Regions from separate parts of the Homo sapiens genome. Here region 1 is linked to region 2. Evidence: chromatin loops called from intact Hi-C (ENCODE). Cell type or tissue: K562. All regions are shown on one strand. Each heading gives the region's core, and the rest is flanking DNA. Links, peaks and the distances in the headings are about the cores only.

Region 1 (8,341 bases), core at 294-8,293, 290 kb before region 2:
AGAAAGTTTAGCTGGCATCACTTTTGAGTTCCTACATTTTGCTTCTGGCCCAGGGCTCAGTGTCCTGATCCTATTACTGCTCTTGGCACCACTACTTGTAGCACTAAACTGTAGCCAGGTTTAATTTCTAGCTCAAGGTTTGTTGCTTTTGCGTGGAGAGGGTGCCTTCACATGTTCCCCTATTTCTATGAGCTCAGCAAAAACATCCAAAAAGTGTTTTTTTTTTTAATCTAGGATATACCTTTTTCCTCCCAACAGTACATTCCCCCAGAGTGTATAGTTGACCATAACTGATGGGATCAGAAGCTCTTTATTTTAATATTTAATTTTAGTAGTATATTTTTGTTTGATTGTATTATAAAAAATTTTATGGTACCAAGCAAGCTTTCTTGGTGATACCAACATTTCCATTAAAACTAGTTTACATCTAAGTTAAGATTTGAGTTATCCTAAAGAAAAGTATTAAGTAAATAGCAGTACAGATGGCAAATGGATTGCACAATATATCCTCTGGATCCATAGTGACCCTGCAGAGATAAACCTGTGATGGTCAAACAATGTGAAAACTGCTGTCAGAGACATGGGCAGGGTGCTCTTGTTTACAGAGAAGAGGTGCAAAAATCAACTTGATGGTAGTGGGAAGATCAGGAAATGCTTCCTGAAATTGAGTATTAAGAACTAATAGACATTAGGTGGTTGCAGAATAAGTTTTGTTTAGGAAGGACAAGCAGTTGGGTATGACTGGCTTCTAGGTTGTGTGTTGTGGAGTGACTGGGGATAAAAGCAGGAGCAAGATCACAAAAGGTCTTCTATGCTTATATTAGGGAAGTTGGACTTTATTCTCAAGCTGAAGGGAAGCTGTTGCATGGTTTTAAGCAGTAAAGTGATATGATCAGAGTTTTAGAGGATGCCAAGATTGAAGGCAAGTCTGACCAGTTAGGAGACTGCTTGTTAAATTAGTTCAGAGGAGAAACAGTGAAGGCAGTGGCACTGGGCATGAAGAAGTATATGTGTGCTAATTTTAGATTTCTTAGGGAAGCAGAAATGACAAGAGTTAGTGGTCCATTGGACAGAAATATTGAAGGAGACTGGGGAGTCTAGGTTGACTCCCAGGGTTTAGGTTTGGGCAGTAAAATGACATGTAGAACAATTAACTGATAAACAGCATACAGAAAGAGGAAAGAACTTCATTTCATATGTTTGTTTTTGAGGAAAAGATGTTTGTTTTTGAACTTCCTGATTCAGAGGGGCTTGTGGGACATCTTGGTTAAGATCCTGTAGTAGTTCTAGTAGGGTCTAGAAGTCAAGAGATACAACCCCGCCTGGAAGGATTTGGGAGTCTTCAGCATTTGGAATTTTGGAAGCCATTGTTTACTGCAGTGCATATGAGATAATTTAAACTGGTACATAGATAAACACTTGAAAAAATTTTAATAGATAGGAATTTAATGTGTATGAGAAACATAACTTGCACATCTAACCTTTGATAATCATGGACATTATCACTTAGGCCAAGTGAGCTCAATAAAAGGGAAATATTAACTAAAAATATATGTGATACATGGAAATGGCAAAAATCACGGTGAAGCTATGCAAACGATGCAAGTTCAGAAAGTGCTGTGTTAAGTCATGGGTGTGGTGGATAAATTCACCCAAGGAGAGAGTAAGAGTGAGAAGAAAAGAGAGTTGACATTGGGTGGCGGGGAATGGAGAAGAAGAACCCATGAAGGAAACTGAGGAAGAGCAGCCAGACGAATAGGAGGAAAACCAGGAGAAGATGGTCTTTGGAGTCCAAATGAAGAGTTCTGAGGAGGAAGTGGTCCACAGCGTCAAGTAAGTTGTAAGCTGAAAAGTGCTCTTTGGATTTAGCAATTAAGGTAGACTATTTAGCTGGAAGCATCCAAACAGTGGATTTTAAAAATACTCATCTAACATTAATGTTAATGATAGCTGGTATTTATAGCATTTCCCATATACCTGGTACTCTTCTAAGCTCTTTACATGTATTAACAGATTGATCAGGTAGGTAGTATCGTTATCCCCATTTGATATGCGAGGAAACACAGAGGAAGCACAGAGAGGTTAAGTAACTTGCCCAAGATCACACACCCAAGGAAACAAGAGAGCCAGGACTCAAGCCCAGAGTCTTGGCTGCAGAGTCCCTGTTCTTAACCACTTTGTCACATTGCCTCTCTAGTTAAAAACAAAATACAAGGCCGGGTGCGGTGGCTCACGCCTGTAATCCCAGCACTTTGGGAGGCCGAGGCGGGCGGATCACAAGGTCAGGAGTTCAAGACCAGCCTGGCCAATATGGTGAAATCCTGTCTCTACTAAAAATACAAAAATTAGCTGGGCGTGGTGGTGGGCACCTGTAGTCCCAGCTACTTGGGAGGCTGAGGCAGGAGAATCGCTTGAACCCGGGAAGTGGAGGTTGCAGTGAGCCGAGATCGTGCCAGTGCACTCCAGCCTGGGCGACAGAGTGAGACTGTGTCTCAAACAAACAAACAAACAAACCAAAACAAAATAGAAAATAAAATATACCCCAGTGTCGTAATTACAGTACAATTGGTGCTGTGTGTGTTATCAGTGAGATTCGCTAGGCTTGAATGACCAGTATCAGTCTGCCAGGTATGAGCACATTAATTGTATTGTAATTGATGCCATGATGTGTGGGCTGTGACAGTTCTTGGCTCTTTCTGTATTTTATGCCAAAAAAATTTGTAAGACAAGTGAGATTAGCATATACCTCATATTATGTGCTATAGTTTGGGTGCTCCAGTATCTTATGTTTTCTGGTCATTGTTCACTTTTAGAGTTAAATTTTTTAAACTCTAGAAATATTCATGCAGAATAGGTCAGGTTCTAGACATTATAGATAACCAGTCTTTTGTGGAAGGTCATTAATGATCCTAATGAAAGCAGTTTCCCTTGAATGGTCGAAGTGGAAACCAAATTGTTAGGAAACTGACAGTGAATGAGAATGGAGGATTCAGATGGGTGAAAAATGAAGAGTTCTTGATGAAGTTGAAGAATGGCTGTGGTAGGAAATCAGGAAGACATGAGCCGTAATGACTCTTGGCTATGGTCAGAGAGGAGCTAATAAAGATTTAAGAACTGGTTTCGACCCAGGTAGTGATCTGAGGTGTCCCCCTGGGGTGGGAGAGCCTAGTGAGGTAGGCAGTGAAGATCATGTTAGTTGAGGAGGTTGTTAAACTACAAGGCTAGGGTATTGTGTGCATGGACCTCGATGTGGCTGGGATGATGATAGAATTTGGAGGAAAGAGAAAAACACTGAACTAGTTGCCAGTGATCTTGAAACGTGACAGTAACCAAGAGATAAATAGGTGACAATGACAGGAAAATTAGATGTAGTAAAAGAGAGTGTTTGAGAGCAGAAGCTATGGCAACTAAAGACTGGATTTGAATCCTTCCTAGCTTGGTGACATGAGCAAATTACTTGATTTAAGTGAGCATTTTCCCATCTGTACAGTGGAGATAACGATAATTGTGCCTGCTAAGAAGAATTGCTGTGAAGATTAGTGAAATAATGCATGTAAAACATTTGGTACAGTATGTGACACATAGTACAAATAGTTTGCTAGGAAGATTGTTATTATTCTTCACTTGTGATATTGTGAAGTTTTCATACAGCAAATTGGACATCATGAGATGGATTGATTAAATAAATAGATTTGAACTTCAAGGACTGGTAGTGTTCTTGCTTTGGAAAGAAGAAACTTGGTTTATCCTAATAATAGTAGGATAATAATGGTGAAGTGATAGGTACAAGTAATAGTGTTTATGATGCGCTGGTGATGATAGGAAAAGAAAGCCATTATATGGGCAAGAGCTAGAAGTAATAAAATGGTGCATTTTTCAGTGATGTTTGGCCTATGTAGCTATTCTCTGATAACTATAAAAATCCTTATTATTGAAGATTCTTCAGGAAAAAAAACCCTTAGTCTGAAACTTTACCACCAATCCCCCTTGCCCCCCATTGAAATACGTATTTTTAAAACATGGCTTTTGATAATGTGAGGGTTTTTTCCTTTTTGCGATTTAGCAGTGCTGATTGTGTATTGCAGTAGTTGTGAGAGCATTAGAAGCAGCAGTCGATAGGAGGATGGAAGGTCTGGATGCCGCCTTGGGGAGTTAGGAGATTGGCAGACTTACCCTGTACCACTCTAGCCCTACTCCTTTGCCCAAGACAGAAACACACTGAGATGGATAGGAGAATATGAGCAGTTGATAGGAAAGTTCTCAGTGGAGTCAGGATTTAGGTTAGGCCAGGAGATTGAGAATATAACAGTTTGTGTATGATGAAATGGCATATTTCACAGAATGCAGTAAAAGCAGGTAGGGTACAAGTGCAGCAACAGGAAGATGTCTTTTCTTCATTCAGCAAACACTTATTTGAGAGCTTACCATGTGCTAGGCACATACAAAGATAAATAAGATGCCCTTGATGATCCTCTATTTAAAGGAGACATGTAAACAGGTTAACTTAGAGTAGAGATGGTGAATATGTGAACCTGAGGAAAGGAAGAAATAGATTAAATTATCTGGAGAGAGAGGAAAAGTCAGCAGAATGGGGACGAGAATCTTTCGGAGCTCAGTGTTCTGATAGGAGTTATTTCCTTGGGCATAGGTTCCAAGTATTTTTCTAATATACCATAGAAGCCAGGAAAACTTTCTTCTGTTATCTCAAATGATTTAATTACTGACTTGAGTTTGTGTTGTCTCCTTAGACTTGTGCACCATGGACAATTTTGCTGAGGGAGATTTCACTGTGGCGGATTATGCCTTGTTAGAAGATTGCCCTCACGTGGATGATTGTGTCTTTGCTGCTGAATTTATGAGCAATGATTATGTTCGTGTGACTCAGCTTTACTGTGATGGGGTGGTAAGTAGGTTTGCTAATTTTTCATTTTTGACATTGTGTATTGAAGGTTTTCTGGTTTAGGGCTATCTGAGTAAAGATGTTTTTGTGGTACGTGCGTTTTGACAGGGAGGTACACATGCTGTTGAAAAGTTGATTTGAGAAGGGAAAGTAAGCACTGGCTCAAAAATAAGATTGTGGAGTGCCAGAGAATGAGTGGTGGCAAAAGGTGGTTTTCTGACAGGGCATAAGAAAAGCTCTTGGGGAGAGCCATAGAAGCAAACTCAGGTAATACTGTAAAACGGGTCTCAAATTAAGACTCTTTGGCTGAAGATGTGTTTGAAGCATATAAATAAATGCCCACTGAAAGTTCTTTGGTTAGTTCTGATAATCCTTAGATTAAAAATCAAGAACATTTTACTAGACACAAATCAAAATAATTTTCTTCTTTTTAGGGTGTGCAATATAAAGATTATATCCAAAGTGAGAGGAATTTGGGTGAGTACGTTGGTATTTTTAATGTTAATTTATGGAAAGACTACAAAGGGAGGTCCATCCATCCTGTCATAGCAATACAACAGATTTATATGCCTTTTAAAAATGTATTCTTACTAGTTTTTCACTAGAAATCAGAACTTTTCTTTGTTAAAATAGAGTTTTTGCCAGCACTTAAATATTCTTAACATTTAACAGGCTAGAATACTTCATTCATTCATTTCTTCCCTCTCCATATCCATTTTTGCCTTTTTACTATTAAGTGTTGATTCATTAAAAAAATGAGGCACAAACATTAATTTTAAACTTTTTTTTTAATTAAGAATTTGACATCTGCAGTATATGGTGTAGTAAACCAATTTCTGTCCTGCAAGATTATTGCGATGCCATTAAAATAAACATCTTCTGGCCACTTCTGTTTCAACATCAAAACAGTTCCGTAATATCACGATTGCATCCCTGTGTGGACGCCAAGTAAGTTACTATATGTTGCTCATTTTGTGTGGACAGTGATAAACATGTTACCCAATACCAAGAAATGCAAGTTCAATGGAAGGCTTATGTCTTATTCTTGTATGCTGCTCAACGTTTGTGTAATAGGGTGGAAAAAACAAATACTTGAGATTTGGATATGAATGAATAATTGTAACATAATCAGTGAAATTCTGAATAGTACTAGATGGTAGACTGGAAGCTGAGTCAGGAGGAATTAACATGGGTGTTTATAAGTATCAGTGTTATAGTGCAGAAGAGAGGAAAAAGATACAGTATTTTGTTCATTTAATAAATAGCTTAGTTATTGTTACCTAGAGTGAAGAAAAAGAGAACTTATTTTTTAATGGTTTGAGATATATAGCTAAGCATAAAGTTCAATGAATTTGTATATATGAGAATCTAATCTTTTAAAAAATAAATTTGTCTTTAAGCAATTCACGTGCTTCTGAGATAAATTTGAAGAAACTACAACATCTTGAGTTGATGGAAGATATTGTGGATTTGGCAAAGAAAGTTGCTGTAAGTGGTAGAATGTAGGTTCCCCCGAGCCCTTGGTTTAAATAATATAAGCATTTATATGGTGTTAGGCTCAAATGACTAATTTATAGCAATTAACAGGTAATGGTTTTAGTTTTGGTTAACCTGAGATAAATCTGCTGTCCATCAGTGCGTGCTCAGTATTTGAGAGATCAGGGAGATGGCTGATGTCATGGTTCTACGCTGGGGACCAGGACTGCATCTTGTCATTAAAGGATAGAAATTGGAACTTGTCACAGAAAGTGGGGTATGGGTTCATGAAAACCTTTGCCACAGGTTCTGAAAGTGATGTGCTCTATCTGTTGATATAAAATCACATCACCATCAACAAATATTTTGTCTTTGGGTAGGTAGACTTTATCAGGGCAGATTTGAGGAGGTGTCCTTCATTATGCTATTGAGATAAGTTGAGAGTTTTTGTGGTTTTTAATTTTTTTTTGAAAGCTATTGGATAGCTTTTTAAATTTCAGTTGGTTATGGAGTCAAGTGTTGTTCTTGGTACTATTAAATTTAGAAAGGGCATTCTGATGTTTATTTTCTGCAGTAGTTATTTGCAGTAACATACAAACCAGTGTACCTTTATAAAAAAAATTAAGTGCAATGAACTTTATTATTATTATTATTTTTGAGATGGAGTCACCCTCTGTCGCCCATGCTGGAGTGCAGTGACGAGATCTTGGCTCACTGCCATCTTCGCCTCCCGGATTCAAGCGATTCTCCTGCCTCAGCCTCCCGAGTAGCTGGGACTGTAGGCGCCTGCCACCATGCCCAGTTAACTTTTGTATTTTTAGTAGAAACGGGGTTTCACCATGTTGGCCAGGCTGGTCTCGAACTCCTGACCTCAGATGATCCACCCGCCTCGGCCTCTCAAAGTGCTGGGATTACCAGTGTGAGCCTGTAGAAACCTCACCTCTACTAAAAATACAAAAATTAGCCGGGTGGTAGTGGCACGTGCCTGTAATCCCAGGTAGTTGGGAGGCTGAGGCAGGAGAATTGCTTGAGCCTGGGACGTGGAGGTTGTGGTGAGCTGAGACTGCGCCACTGCACTCCAGCCTGGGTGACAGAGTGAGACCCTGTCTCAAAAAAAAAAAAAATTCACATGTCTAAAGATTATACTAAGTTATTTTACTGCTAGAACCCTATTGGAGACTATTTTGGAATTCTTGTCTTAAGATCTTAAGGGGTAACTTGGTCATGTAAATGCTTGTCGGAAGTGTACTACTGAGTACATATAGTAGTGTTCCTAAAATGTAGGCCATTTTTCCGTTAGAAAATTCAAGTAGAATTGACTGAATAAGGAAAAAATATGTCCTTTTTTTATTTTTCAGAATGATTCATTCCTTATTGGAGGCTTATTGAGAATTGGTTGTAAAATAGAAAATGTAAGTGTTAAACACTGAAACTGGCACAGCCACTGTGGATGAGTGGCAGTCATCTCACTGCTCATTTCCCCTTGCATTGGGTCCATACACTCAATGTTCTATATGTGGTATTTGGTAGTATTGACTTCTATATTTTCCTTAAGGAGACTCCTCATTTTGGGGGTTTGGATCATTTTCTCTCTTTTTTTTTTTTTTACCCATGTACATAGTGTAATTTTGAGCCTATTTTACAAGTTGATTCTTTTTCTCTTTTAGATTATTTACCTGGCTTATGTTTCCCCAAATGAAATTATTAGGCCTCTGGTATGAATATTTTTTGTTATATAATTACTAGGTAATCTCCAGATTCAATGTTAAACCAATTTTTAATGATACTGATGCCATAAACATCTATGTTTACCTTAAGCCCATTGTTAACTTTAATTTTTGAAGTTACTTTAGACATTAGAAGTACAAATAACATTTCTGTGAATTCTTGATCCTTCATGGAGATCACTGCACTGAGTGCCCATTTGCCCAGCCACATCTTCCTCTTGTTCTTTATCTCCTTATT
Region 2 (8,341 bases), core at 330-8,329:
GTAAGTGGTCAGATTAGAAAAATGTAGCTATACTTTTAGTAGTGAAGGGATTTTGGGTCTAATAACAGTTATTTTACTGACGCTTTATTTTCTGATAGAAACATGGTTCTTGATTGCTGTGCTTGTATCACGTAAGCAATATTTGAAATCTGAGCTTTTGCATTTAGTGTTAATAGTCCACTGGACCAACTGAATGTCTTCTTGCTCATACCCTCAGCAAACAATGCTACAATAACACTCGCATGTTGTCAGGATGTCATAAAGATTTGAGTCACCGAACACTGCAAGAAGGATGATAGCAGAGATATTTAAACGTACATTTACTATCTAGTATGTTCCTCTTGAATTCCTGTGGATTTGAAAAAAGAGAAATATAAATATCTAAGATTCCCTTAAACTATGAAATATTATTAGCTCTAGTACAGACTTGGGAAAACTAATGGTTCCCAAACAGTCTTCTGGAGAACTTGTCAAAGTTAAGAGATTTCCAAGCTCAGATGCCTCTCTTTCTGTAGGTTTAGAGTGATGCTCTGGAATCTGCTTTCTTTTTTTTTGAGACAGAGTCTCGCTCTGTCGCCCAGGCTGGAGTACAGTGGTGCGATCTCGGTTTACTGCAAGCTCCGCCTCCTGGGTTCACGCCATTCTTGTGCCTCAGCCTCCCAAGTAGCTGGGACCACAGGCGCCTGTCACCACGCCTGGCTAATTTTTTTGTATTTTTAGTAGAGACGGGGTTTCACTGTGTTAGCCAGGATGGTCTCAATCTCCTGACCTCGTGATCCGCCTGCCTTGGCCTCCCAAAGTGCTGGGATTACAGGCTTGAGCCACTGGGCCTAGCTGGAATCTGTTTTCTTAAGGACTCCAGGTAATCCTGATGCAGTAGGAACATTTTGAGAAACACCAATAAAGTTCATTTCTCACATATTAGAGAAGGAAGTGGGTGCAGAGAAGCTGAGTGACTAATCAGTGCCTCAGAATAAGCAGGCCTGGGACTAGCATTGTTTTTCCTGACTCTTCGTTCTTTGTTCTTTCTACAGAAGAGGGAATAAAGGACAAGGTGTACAGAGTGCAGTGGGATTTTATAGGAATAGTTATCATCTTAAAGTAAGTATGTGGCTTTTAATGTGGGAGCTTATGTCTAGTGAATGGTTGGCCCAGTTGTCCTTTTTGCCCTATAGAAAAATAATGTGAATATTTAAATACTCAAGTGAATGTTTAAAGGTTAAGTGAATATTTAAAGGTGAAAAGCTGAAGGTTTTAAGTAAGGTTTTGTTAGTATCAGCACTATTGTGGGCAATGTATATACAGCATTAGAATAGATGTATAGGCAGCTACTTACTTGACATGATTAGAAGGAACAAAGGTAGTTCTTGTCCTCAAATTACTACTTTCCTTTTAGGTTGCTTGTAATTTTCACTGTTGGAATTCATTTCATTAGATTAAGATAAAATCTGGAATTCTCTAGTTTAAAATTTTAAAATTAGAATATTCCTAGAGGAATATTACTTTTTTTTTTTTTTTTTTTTTTTGAGATGGAGTTTCACTTTTGTCACCCAGGCTGGAGTGCAGTGGCACAATTTCGGCTCACTGCAACCTCCGCCTTCCGGGTTCCAGCAATTCTCCTGCCTCAGCCTCCCGAGTAGCTGGAATTACAGGTGCCTGTCACATACCCGACTAATTTTTTGTTATTTTTAGTAGAGACGGGATTTCACTATGTTGGTCAGACTGGTCTCCAACTCCTGACCTTGGCCTCCCGAAGTGTTGAGATTATAGGTGTGAGCCACCACACCCAGCCCTGGAGGAATATTCTTTACCTGTTATGAGGTTAACACTTTATTTGTATCAGTTATTATTATTAGATCTAGCCTGAAAACCCATAGCCCTAAATTGGAACAGGCATGCCTGTTTTTGCACCCAAAAGTTGCCTTTTGGCCCGCCAAGCCCCCCTCTTCCTATACCAATATAAACCTGAAACCGCAGGCCCCACAAGCAGACGAGGAGATGAAGAACAGAATGACAGAATGGCTTGGCAGAGAGAAGAGAGAGTCTGAGTGCTGGGAGGAGTTCCACTGGGAGTGGTCAAAGGGGAGAACAGCTGCTTAGTGCAGGTGTCAGTCCAGAAATCAGAATGATGCCTGCACTAAGAATGTTTTGGAAAGGAGGGAAGAACACAGTCCATGTGCCCTTTACTGAGAAAAATGAAGGGTATGTTTAGGCCAGGCGCAGTGGCTCATGCCTGTAATCGCAGCACTTTGGGAGGCCAAGGCGAGTGGATCACGAGGTCAGGAGTTCGAGACCAGCCTGGCTAAAATGGTGAAACCCCCATCTCTACTACAGATACAGAAATTAGCCAGGTGCAGTAGTGAGTGTCTGTAGTCCCAGGTACTTGGGAGGCAGAGGCAGGATAATTGTTGGAACCCTGGAAGCGGACGTTGCAGTGGGCTGAGATCGTGCCACTGCGACAGAGTGAGACTTCGTCTCAATTTTTTTTTTAAGGGTATGTTTAAGAAATATCACCTTGTGGTATGGTCATGGGAAGGTTCATGTGAGTATTCTCTGGTGGCCAGAGGTTGGTAGTGTTAGCTTGCTTCGATGGCTTCCTATCACTGAGAGTGTTGGTAATGGCACTGTGGGTAATTCTGCCTAGGACCCTGCGCTTGATTAACTACTGGACTAGAGGGAGTGTCCCTGTTTTCTTACTGTCTTATTTGTTAGGGCCCGTATTTGAGCAGTGTTATCAAACATATAAGGTACGGTTCTGATCATCTAGGATATTCTAGTTTTTAAAGAGATCCACAAGTAGTATATAGTTTAAAAAAACAAGCTCTGTGGAATGATAGCAGATCATTTCCCCCTTCTCATGTTCCATAATAATAACTGTTCAGTTTTTCCTACCAGAAATGTATGCATGTGTATATATACACACACAATTATATATATTATACTTTTAGTATGTATTGTGTTAGAAAACTATGTATGATTCCATTATTTTTAAGTGCATAGACAGGTGTGTGTGTGTGTATGTACACAGTGTCTGTGTATTTAAAATCCAAACCAAATGGGATCAGACATACTAAACACACAGTTTTGCAACTTAAGCTTTTTATTTATTTAGTTAGTTTTTGAGACGGAGTCTCGCTCTTTCCCCAAGGCTGGAGTGCAGTGGCGCAATCTCGGCTCACTGCAAGCTCCGCCTCCTGGGTTTACGCCATTCTCCTATCTCAGCCTCCCGAGTAGCTGGGACTACAGGCCCCTGCCACCACGCCCGGCTAATTTTTCGTATTTTTAGTAGAGATGGGGTTTCACCATGTTAGTCAGGGTGGTCTCCATCTCCTGACCTCGTGATCCGCTTACCTCGGCCTCCCAAAGTGCTGGGATTACAGGCTTGAGCCACCGTGCCCCGCATTTTTTTTTACTTGACCTATGTTAGAAATATTTCCATGTCAGCTCACAGAGCTCCCATTTTTTAAAATTTGGGACAGAGTCTCGCTGTCACTGAGGCTGAAGTGCAGTGGCATGATCATAGTTCACTGCAGCCTTGACCTCCTGGGTTCAAGCGATCCTCTCACCTTAGCCTCCTGAGTAGCTGAGATTATAGGTGTACACCACCACACCCAGCTAATTTTTAAATTTTTTGTTGAGACATAGTCTTGCTATGTTGCCTAGGCTGGTCTTGAACTCCTGGCCTCAGTGATCCTCCTGTCTTGTCCTCTCACAGTGCAGCTGTGAGACACTGCCCAGCCTCTATTGTTCTTAATGGTCGGAAAGTATTCTGTTCTATGGTTGTACCTCTGTTTAGTCAGACTGCATTAAAGGACATTTAAGTTCATATTTTTGCTCTTTTAAACAATGCTGGTGCGTACTTCCTTGCATGTATAGTTGTGTTCTGTGAGTATTGGCCATAGGATGTCTATTTATAAGGAAAGTGGCTGGTTCACCAGGTATATGGATATTTGAATATATGTTGCCATATTGTCTTCCAGAAAAGTAGCAGTAGTTTATGCTTTCACCAGCAGTGTCTGAGAGTGTATAGTTTCTCAAATCTCACCAACACTGTTGTTACCTTAGATTTTTGTGAATGTAATAGGTGAATAATGATGTCTAGTTGTTTGGATTTGCATTTCTTTAATTATGACTGAGTTTGAACACCTTAAGTTGTACTATAAGATTTTTATTTTAAATAACAAAATAATTCATTCTTCATCAGATGTATGTTATAGTTAAAGTATTTCCTGGGGGCCAGGCATGGTTTCTCACACCTGTAATCCCAGCAATTTGGGAGGCCGAGGTGGGCTGATCACCTGAGGTTGGGAGTTTGAGACGACCCTGACCGACATGGAGAAACCCTGTCTCTACTAAAAATACAAAATCAGCCGGGTGTGGTGGTACATGCCTGTAATCCCAGCTACTGGGGAGGCTGAGGCAGGAGAATTGCTTGAACCTGGGAGGCGGACGTGGTGGTGAGCCGGAGATCACGCCATTGCACTCCAGCCTGGGCAACAAGAGCGAAACTCCATCTCGAAAAACAAAACAAAAGTATTTTTTGGGTTCCCTTTATTTCGTTACTCTGTTGATTGAATAACTGATGTTTTGATAAATTGTAAATGCCTACAGAAAAGGGGGCTCTTGTTCTTCTTCAATTGAGTGAACATTTGCATGTCCTCTGTATGAGATATGAGTCGTGGTAGAAGCTTTTGATTATAAAAGTGAATAAGGTTTGGTTACATCTGCTTTTAATGTTGAGATAGGTGTGTCAATACAGGAAAACTTGAACACAGATAAGACCATGGCCGTTAACAGTTAGAGGGGTTGACATGTGGAGAGCTAGAAGAGCACAGGAAGTAAGACAATTATGGGGATTCGAGTGTGCATTGTGGAGATGGGACTGGGTCTCGATCTTGAAGAGTGGATGGATGGGCTTTTTATGGTGGAACCTGAGGACTTGACAGTCTATTGGAGGAAGTCATGTGGGCAATGGGTGGTGGTGGGAAATGAAGGTGACTTTGAAGAATGACAGAGTCATATCCCTGGAGCATCAGATGAGGGAGAGAGGGAGGGAGAGTGAGTTTGGTATGCTCAGGGAGTGAAGGGGACACTTGTGGACATGAGAGTGGGGTTGAGTCTTAATATTATAAAGATATGAATTTGGGGCGATTGAGGGTTTTTCAGCAGGGATTAGGACAGATCTGTGGGTTGGAGGGAGGTGACACTGTAAGAAGGAGGGTTTGGAAGGCAGGACCATTCTAGATGTAATGTATAGGCATGAGGGAATACGAAGAGGTGAAAAGTGGAAGACAGATGGGAAAACCTTAAAAATATTCTTAATTATACTTTAATTTCCAACAGACCAAAGTGAGTATTTCTGGATTCAAACAGCAACATGGCCAAGTTTTTGGAGATAGGAAAAAGAGTATTAAGCTTTGTTGGCAGTATACTAAAAGGTTCTAGGAATGCAGTGATTAGGTTTTAGTGGGACATGGAGAATATGTCCTACTGAGGACCTGAAGGAACTGTTGAGGAACTGAAGATAGAATTATTATTGTAGTTCAGACCTTACATTAGGGACAGGTGGAAATAATTTGCAGCACCATTAAATATGAGCTAAAAAATAGGGCAGTGGGAGAGGGCAATGTTTGAAGCTGTGAATCTGTAAAGGAAAAGGTTGTATCATAATTCATGGTTTGGAAAATGGAGAGTAGCTGAGCATGTGAGCAGTTTCATTTTTTCTGAGCATCTTAGTATTTGCCTGAAAAAAATCTCATATTCTCTTTATTTTTTCATGTATCCTAATTGGAAGACTGGTTATTTAAAAAGCATTTATCTTGTGGAGTGATAGAACTATTTATTGAGCACCTGCTGGTGCCAAATATAGAAAAACCTGGGGCCTGGGAATCAGTGCTGAAACAAAGGCCACTCCTGTCCCTGCTATCACGGATGTTACGTTCTGGCTGGGGGAATCTTTAATAGTTCTTGAGTAGGCCTAAGGACTTAGTCTAGAATAGATACAAATTAAATTTTCCTTAAAGCGAACATAGAGTCTATAAAATGGAATAATTTTTGATGTTGCTTTTTGAAGGTCAAAAAATTTTTGTTTCATTTTAGAGTCCTTTTAACAGTTAATTTTGACTTAAAAGTTTGTTTGGATAAAAATAGGACTCTAGCCCTTAAGACAAATACTGTCTGTTGAAAAATTTATTCTGATTTGGTTATTTTCCCTCGAAAAAAACAACTGTTACCACAGTGGTGTTTTTTACTTTATCTTTACATCAAATGTTCGTTATTGAGAGACATTGCTTCTGTGATATAAAAGATTGTTTTGTAAAAGTTTGTTGAAACAACAATGGTAAGATCCTATAGGATCTCATTGAGTATTTTACAGTTTAATTTTTTTTTTTTGTATTTCGTTGTTGTGGTTCTGTAGTACAATTTAAAACATCAGTAAAGCTAGGTAAATTTACCTAGGAATTGGCCTGAAGGCCCACAGTTACTCAGCAATATTAGAGACAGCTATGCAAAGGGAGAAGCCAGGCGTTTTAAGATTCACGGGAGACAGTTTGTAGGAAGGCTGTTTGCTGAATAAGACAAAGATACAGACATGCAAAGTAAAGGATGTGGGCCTATAGGGAAGGTCAAAGAATAAGGAAAGTTCACTTGAGTGAGCAGAAATGGAAGAGGGATTTAAGCAAATAGATGAACAAGAATTGTCTCTCCTAAAAAAAAAAAACCTACACAATTATTTGATGATTTATTATGACTTTTGGGGTAGAGACCACGCTAGTCACAGGATCTGCAAGCCCTGCCACCTGGATGATCTGGCTCCAGCTGGCTCACTGCCTCTTCTCACCAGTCTCTGGATCATGTGACTGTACCGGCTCCTAGTCTTTGCATATGCTGCTTCCTTGGCTTGGGATCATCACTTCTATCAGCTCTTCTATCCCTTCTATGCGCTCTTCGTTTTAAAAATCTCATGTGTCCTTGTACTCTTCCTTCATAACGCTTATTACAGTTGATAATTTTTTAGTGCTTATTTGATTAATGCCCTCCAGAGATGAGGACCAGTAGTGTTTTGCTCTCTCTTGCAATCTCAGTGGTTGGCAGGGTGCTTGGCACATAGTAAACACTAAATAAACATTTGTTGAATGAATCAGTGAACTACATGCTTTGGTCTTTACTAGTTGGTCTCAAGGACCAAAAACCTACAGTAGGAAGATGTTTGTTGGACTAAGAGATTAGCAGGAAATATGAGAGCTTTGAGGAAAAAGGAAAAGATGAAGTTTTTTAAAGATAGGATTAGAAAGTTCTATGTAGTCAGGAGAAAGAAAATTATTCGTGGAATAATTCAACAAATGCACATGAAATGCCTACTATGTATTGAGAATTAGATACTGGAAATGTGGAGTGGAAAGATTCTGTCTTCTGTATTAAAGGAGTGTATAATTGTAGTAGTTTACTGAAATGGGGACAGTCCTTAGTGGTTGTTTGGAGCAGGTGTAAGTTGTGGAGAGGGATCAGCCTGGATCAGGATATTCTTCACTCTTCTAGCCGACACAGTGAAGTTCATTCAGCAGTTATATCTGGAATGTAGCTCTGGCATTTGTAGTAGCTTTCAGGTGCATATCGAATATAAGTGCTATAGCCAGGTGTGGTGGTCCGCAGTCCAGCTACTCGGGAGCCTGAGGCAGGAGGATCGCTTGATTCTGGGAGGTTGAGGGTGCAGTGAGCTGTGTTTGTGCCAGTGTACTCCAGCCTGAGTGAGTACACTTTGAGTGATACCCTGACTCAAAAACAAAAACAACAACAAAAATCCCTGTAGCTTTGATTATTTGTTTAAAGACTGACAGAATAGTTCATTTGGATTCTTTTTGGCTTTAACTTCAAGTTTGGACAACAGAACAAGAATGAGGAAAAGTTTGTAGTATGGACAAGTTTTCAAAAGAATGAGTCGTGTAGTTAGAAAATTGAAGCTGTTGATCTTGTCAGCTGAATGAGCTTTCTTAAAGCTTATAAAGGGATATGTTTGAATATAGTTTTATAACCTTTTTCAGTGACTAATTTCTGTAGTAAATATTTGGAAAAGCAAATCATCACATAATTCCTGCAGGTCTCTTTGTGCCTGGCTCCATGCTAAGCTCTTGGGACATAATAGTGAATCAGATGGATATTCATGGTTCCTGCCCTCATGAAGCTTGCTTTCTTTTTTTTTTTAAAAAAAAAAATTAAATTTTTTTTTATAGTGATCTCACTTTTACGGGGATCTCACTTTGTTGCCCAGGCTGGTCCAAACTCCTGGGCTCAAGTGATCCTCCTGCCTCAGCCTCATGAAGCGTAAGCCACTGTGCCTAGC

Evidence for each region. Hi-C counts contacts between places; a loop is a spot of excess contacts. Peaks named below come from ENCODE experiments on the same cell type or tissue, not always from the same donor. Only the 100,000 strongest peaks of a DNase experiment are listed, where the experiment ranks them.
Region 1: it touches region 2 in a loop (2.5-fold over the local background); 27 of 110 quality-filtered maps call a loop at or near these places.

The regions. Positions count from the first base shown.
Region 1 is chr21:37,082,499-37,090,839 of GRCh38, forward strand. It overlaps TTC3 (tetratricopeptide repeat domain 3), which reads left to right. Exons shown (of 46, transcript NM_001330683.2): 2 at 4,749-4,903; 3 at 5,335-5,377; 4 at 5,698-5,848; 5 at 6,301-6,388; 6 at 7,735-7,788. The coding sequence starts at 4,760. Among named protein-coding and RNA genes, the nearest start is that of TTC3, 13 kb to the left of the region's middle. In K562, for the core only: a CTCF peak has its summit at 4,823; a DNase peak (open chromatin) is centred at 4,853.
Region 2 is chr21:37,374,017-37,382,357 of GRCh38, forward strand. All of the region lies in intron 1 of DYRK1A (dual specificity tyrosine phosphorylation regulated kinase 1A), which reads left to right. Among named protein-coding and RNA genes, the nearest start is that of DYRK1A, 11 kb to the left of the region's middle. In K562, for the core only: no CTCF peak of the experiment used is centred there; a DNase peak (open chromatin) is centred at 4,915; H3K4me3 peaks cover 482 bases.